2 separate regions of the Mus musculus genome follow, and region 1 is linked to region 2. The links are chromatin loops, found by intact Hi-C in ENCODE. Cell type or tissue: heart. All regions are shown on one strand. Links, peaks and the distances in the headings refer to the core of each region. The heading gives the core; the rest is flanking DNA.

Region 1 (2,918 bases), core at 252-2,751, 100 kb after region 2:
TTAGGTCACCCAGATTTTGGCCTTTACCTTCTGAACCTAGCCAGCTGTTTTCTTACAACTCTCCACTTAATTACATTTATTTAGTTAGTATATCTGTGGGTCACAGAAGCCACAGCATATGTGCAAGGAAGTCAGAGGACAACTTGGAGACTCAGTCCTCTGCTTCCACCATGTGGGTCCTAGAGATGGAAACAAGATGGTCAAGCTTTATGGCAAGTTCCTTCACTCCCATGCAGCATCTCACAGCCTAACCTAAGTCTTGGTTCTCTGAACCAGGAGTGGTGGCACTCACCTTCAATCCCAGCACGTGGCCAGAGGCAGGCAGATCTGAGTCTTAGGCCAGCCTGGACTATAATGAGTTCCAGGACAAGAACAGTGAGAAACTGTTTCGAAAACAAACAAAAATAAAACCTATATCTAGCAGCTTCCATAACTAGTTATAAAGGGAAATACAAAACAGAAGGTTTGCTTTAAATAAAGTAACAAAAATAATTATTGCAATACTTATCTCTAACTGCATAAAAGGTCAGCACTAGGAGCTAAGTAAGAGCCGGGGTAATTTTCTAGTTAATTTTTGTGTTAAACATCTGACACCTATTAGAGATTCTAATTTGAAAGGTCTGGCATAACAGGGTGTAGCACTATATTCCTGTAACCTCACTGCTTCAGGAGCAAGAGGCAGGAGAAGCCTGGGTTCGAAATCAGAATGGACTACATAGTGAATTCAAGTCCAGCCAGGATGTAATGTAATGAGAGCAGAAAAACCAAGTAAGAACAAACACAAGGTATGGGCCTGGGCACGTCTCCCACACATTAGAGAACTGAGTTTCCTAACTCTTTTTTCCCTTTCAAACACAAGAAGATACCCCACGGCCATCCTGAGAAGGTCAAATTTAGGCTAGCCAGTCATACTCAAGGTTCCAAAACCATTAACAATAAGGAAAATTCTTATTACATTAAGAAATGTTGAGGGCTGGAGAGATGGCTCAGTGATTAAAGAGCACTGACTGCTCTTCCAGAGGTCCTGAGTACAATCCCCACCAACCACATGATGGCTCACAACCATCTCTAATGAGACCTGATGAGTGTACTCACATATAACAATAAATAAATCTTTTTATAGCCCTGGCTGTTCTAGAACTCACTCTGTAGACCAGGCTGGCCTCAAACTCAGAAATCTGCCTGCCTCTGCCTCCCGAGTGCTGGGATTAAAGGCGTGCACCACCACGCCCGGCACAATAAATAAATCTTAAAAAAAAAAAAAAGGGGGGGGGGAGAAATGTTGAAAGCCCAGCTGATCTGCGTAAACGTGTAGTTTAACTTTTGTGTTCAACTTACAGAACAGAGCCAATCTACATACAAGAAACACCATCAGAAGCATCCCCACACCAAGGAAAAGTATACACATCAAGGCTAAATACCAGTACCTTTTTTTAACTACGGCTCTTCCTTCACAAGTAAGTCAGATGGAAACTGAAAACTAGCATTTTTGTCTCAAATCTCACTTTGTAAAGACCAATAATTTTTATTAGCTCAAAAAAAAGTATTGTTATACAGGTATGGATGTTCTGCCTAGATACTGCATATCTGTGTATCACACGCACACAGTACTGACAAAGCCCAGAAAGAGGGTATCATATCACGTGGAACTGGTGTTAACAATGTCTGTGGCTTGCTGTTTAAGTTCTGGGATTGAACCTTGGTTTTTTGAAAAGAGTACCCAGTGTTCTTAATTCCTGAGCCATCTCTCCAGCCCCACGATCACAAATGAACGGAGCCAGCACTGTTTTCCCAGAGCCTGTTTATTCCTGTGTGTTAAAATGTGAGCTAGATCCTAATTGAACACAGGATCCCAAATTTAAAAATCTATTCCGCTCACCTGAGTTCTGGTGAACTTTGGAAAAACATAATTAAAATAATTCTATTAAAAAAAAAAGTGATAGGAGAAGGCTACACACCTTTAATTCCAGGACTCAAGGAAGGCAGAGGCTCACAGATCTCTGAATTCAAGGCCAGCCTGATCTACAGAGCACCAGCATATCCAGGGATACCCAGGGAAATCCTATCTCAAAAAAAAAAAAAAAAAAAAATACAAAAAAGTCCAAAACAAGCATAGAGGCAGGGGCAGGCAATGAGACCCTTTCTTAAAATATATAAATAGGTACTGTAGCTAGATATAACGCACCTGTAATGCTAGCATTTAAGAGGCAGAGGGACAAAGAAAAAGAGTTTGAGGTTGGGCCAGGCATGGTGGCGCACGCCTTTAATCCCAGCACTCGGGAGGCAGAGGCAGGCGGATTTCTGAGTTCGAGGCCAGCCTGGTTTATAGAGTGAGTTCCAGGACAGCCAGGGCTACAGAGAGAAACCCTGCCTCAAAAAAAAAAAAAAAAAAAAGTTTGAGGTTGGTCTGGACTACAACAGAGAGTGTCTTATAAACATTTTATCTACATATAAAATATAGGGACAGGCCAGGAGAAAGTTAGCCACAAGTCCACACAGTTCAGAAGCCCTAAGACAGCAAGCTGCGTTACTGCATTTTTCACTTCATTTCCTAACAGATGGTTCTTCAGCACAACAGAAAACAGGGAAAAATGGTAAGTACTTGCATATTAACAAGATAAATTTATTTTACTAGCCATTCCAATTATTTGAAACTTCAGAGTAAAATGTTCATCAACAAACCTTTTAGTTACAAAGAACAGGAACAAACTAAAACTCCAGTATTTCCACTCTCTCTGGCAATCAACACTGAGAAGGTAAATTTCATGTTGTGAAGTCACCAACCTTTACCTGACAACAATCAGGGCAAAGCAGAACCACACACTTAAGATCCAAAAGAAACAAAAATCCCAACAACCTCTTAAAGGTTCGCCTCAAAGATCAGCAACAAAGCCTCTATTTACAATGGGCACAATGTT
Region 2 (2,918 bases), core at 227-2,726:
TGTCCTGAGTGCTCCCTGCAGAAAGACTGGCTGTCAGCGCCACTCATTATATCAGAGTCCACACTGTGACCACTGTCCTGTACCCTACAGGGGACAGTCATCAGGCTCTTTAGTACTGAAAGTGAGAGCCCAGGGCCACAGTGTCCTCATCTCTCTTCAATTAGGTATCTGAGATTGCTGACCTGAACCTGTGTAGTTTCCCCCAGAAGCCAAGCATTCCAAGATGGTTCTGCCTGCCAGCGACCCCACCATCCCCCGCTGCCATGGTTTCACTGTGATCCTCCAGAATTCTTACTCTCTCCCCTAAATTCTTTTAAATCAACACAGAGTATTGGATATTGTCATGACCCTTTCTCTTATTTATTTTTTTCTAGATTTATGTTATGACAGCTCTCTACAGCCCCTAATATATATTTATATAACAGACTATGATAAAGGAAGCAACTGGAAAGAGCTTTCTAAATTGTGTCAGATTTACTTAGTGTATCTGTGCATGTGTGTGTGGGCATTCAGGCCATGGTTCATGTATGTGGTAGTCATAGAACCACCATGTGGGTTCTAGGAATTGTCCAGCTTAGTCACCAAGTTACCTCAATAGCCCTCAAGAATGTTTTCATTTACTCAAAATAGCCAGATAAAAACAAAAGCAAGATCCTTAACAACTCTCCCTGCAAAACCACTAGGCTAAACTTCTTTTCCATTAGAATGGTTATTTTTTACATGAGTAATTAAACAAGACCCAGATCTGATATATATATATACATAAATTCATATAAAAACAAAAACAGATGGGCAGTGGTGGCACATGCCTTTAATTACAGCACTTGGAAGGCAGAGGCAGGGAGATCCCATAAGTTCAAGGCCAGCCTGGTCTACAGAACAAGTTCCAGGACAACCAGGGCTATACAGAGAAATCCTGTCTTGGTCAAAACAAAACAAAACAGTGTACTTCATCTTGAGATAAGAATGATAAGTCCATCTCTATTTGTTAAAAACCAATTTCCAGCCTGATATGGTGGTGTAGCCTTTACCCTCAGCACTTAGGAGGCAGCAGCAGGTAGATCCCTGTGAGTTTGAGACCAGCCTGGTCTACATATGGAGTTCTAGGCCAGCCAGGGCTACTCCCAGTTCCCAGAAATGATAATTAACTTAAAAGCAGTTAGAAGGGTCAGTGAGATGATTTGCTGGCGAAAGCCCTTGCCACCCCAGCTGATGACCTGAGTTTGATCCTGCAGCTTGAAGAGGTTTGTCTTGACCCGGAAGGTCTGCAGCTTGTTTACAGCCGTCCCCATGAAGTTGCTGAGAGCTGGGGGTGTCATTCTGGTGCTATGGTGTGCATCAGCTACCAGGCTCCCTATACAGAGCTCCCACACAAGCTGGTAAGTATGGTCTGCCTGTATGTATACATGTGCACCGTGTGCATGCAGTACCCATAAAGGCCAGAAGAGGGCTCAGATTTTGCAGAACTGGAGTTTCTGATGGTTGGGGGCCACCTGATGGGTTCTGGGGAATGATCCTCTGAAAGGACAGCCATACGCTTAACTTTTGAGTCATCTCTCAAGCCCTTGCACACATCTTTTTTTTTTTTTTCTTTCTTTCTTTGAGACAGGGTTTCTCTGTGTAGCCCTGGCTGTCCTGGAACTCACTCTGTAGACCAGGCTGGCCTCAAACTCAGAAATCCACTTGCCTTTGCCTCTGCCTCTGCCTCCCAAATACTGGGAATAAAGGCGTGTGCCACCACGCCCGGCATGCACCCATCTTTTTAAAATGCAGGTTCTAAGGATTAATAGTTCTAAGGTCTTAAGAACAAATAGTTTTTATTCCATTTTTTTCTGGAGACCTGACAATTTACCCTTACAGAACTGATCCCTATATATGACCATATTTGACTCCAGTGTTTTGCCTCTGAGCAATCTCATGAACTCATGCATAAGTTATAACCACCTGGTACAATTTTTGTTTGGAATATTTTTATTTTTGTATGAGTGTTCTGTGTATATATATGTATATATATATATATATATATATATATATATATATGGTGCATGCCAGAAGAGGGCATCAGATCCCATTACAGATGGCTGTGAGCCACCATGTGGTTGCTGGGAGAAGGGGGCCTATGGAGGGTAACTAACTGGGCTTGTGTGTGTGATAGAAATACATTATGAATATGTATGAAGATTTCATAAACCCATTATCATGGATAATCAACATATCCTAACAAAAACATTTAAGGTCTAGATGTGGCAGCACATGCCTTTAATCTCAGCTTCTGCAAGGCAGAGGCAAGCAGAATTCAAGGCCAGCCCAGGCATAGTGAGACCCTATCTAAAATAAAATACAAAATAAAATCTTAAAAACTCTCTTTGGGTGAGCCGGGCGTGGTGGCGCACGCCTTTAATCCCAGCACTTGGGAGGCAGAGGCAGGCGAATTTCTGAGTTCGAAGCCAGCCTGGTCTACAGAGAAAAAAACAAAAACAAACAAACAAACAAAACAACAACAACAAAACCTCTTTAGGTTGACAGGAAATTGAATTCAACAGCATAAAATAGATTCCTAAAGTGGGATTTATTATCTGAAGCAAGAGTTCTACGTCAAGACCTTTAAGCTCAAGCATGGAGACTGAGCACAGCATGGTTGCTGGCTGCTCTTTCAGGGGACCCTGGTTCAGTTCCCAGCACACATTGGGTGACTCAGAACTGCCCATAAGTCCAGATTTCAGGGATCCAATGCCCCGTACTATCATCTGGTACACATAAACACATGTAGACACACATAAAAATAGTTAATAAATCTTCAAAACAGAAACCTCCCATGAGACGCTAAGAGGCTGAGGCAGGAGTCCAGGTGTTCCTGGTCAGCCAGAGCAGCAGAAAGACACTTTCTTAAAACAAAACTATTGAGCACTTTGTTTTAG

What was found. Hi-C counts contacts between places; a loop is a spot of excess contacts. Peaks named below come from ENCODE experiments on the same cell type or tissue, not always from the same donor. Only the 100,000 strongest peaks of a DNase experiment are listed, where the experiment ranks them.
Region 1: a loop joins it to region 2, with 2.3 times the contacts of the local background. A loop is called at or near these places in 5 of 42 quality-filtered maps.

The regions. Positions count from the first base shown.
Region 1 is chr2:156,105,963-156,108,880 of GRCm38, forward strand. All of the region lies in intron 1 of Cpne1 (copine I), which reads right to left. The region is part of intron 1 of Rbm12 (RNA binding motif protein 12); the gene reads right to left. Among named protein-coding and RNA genes, the nearest start is that of Cpne1, 4.5 kb to the right of the region's middle. In heart, for the core only: no CTCF peak of the experiment used is centred there; no DNase peak of the experiment used is centred there.
Region 2 is chr2:156,004,159-156,007,076 of GRCm38, forward strand. 6430550D23Rik (RIKEN cDNA 6430550D23 gene) reads right to left here and starts at 269. Exons shown (of 6, transcript NM_001145351.1): 1 at 183-269. In heart, for the core only: a CTCF peak has its summit at 1,434 (motif pointing right); no DNase peak of the experiment used is centred there.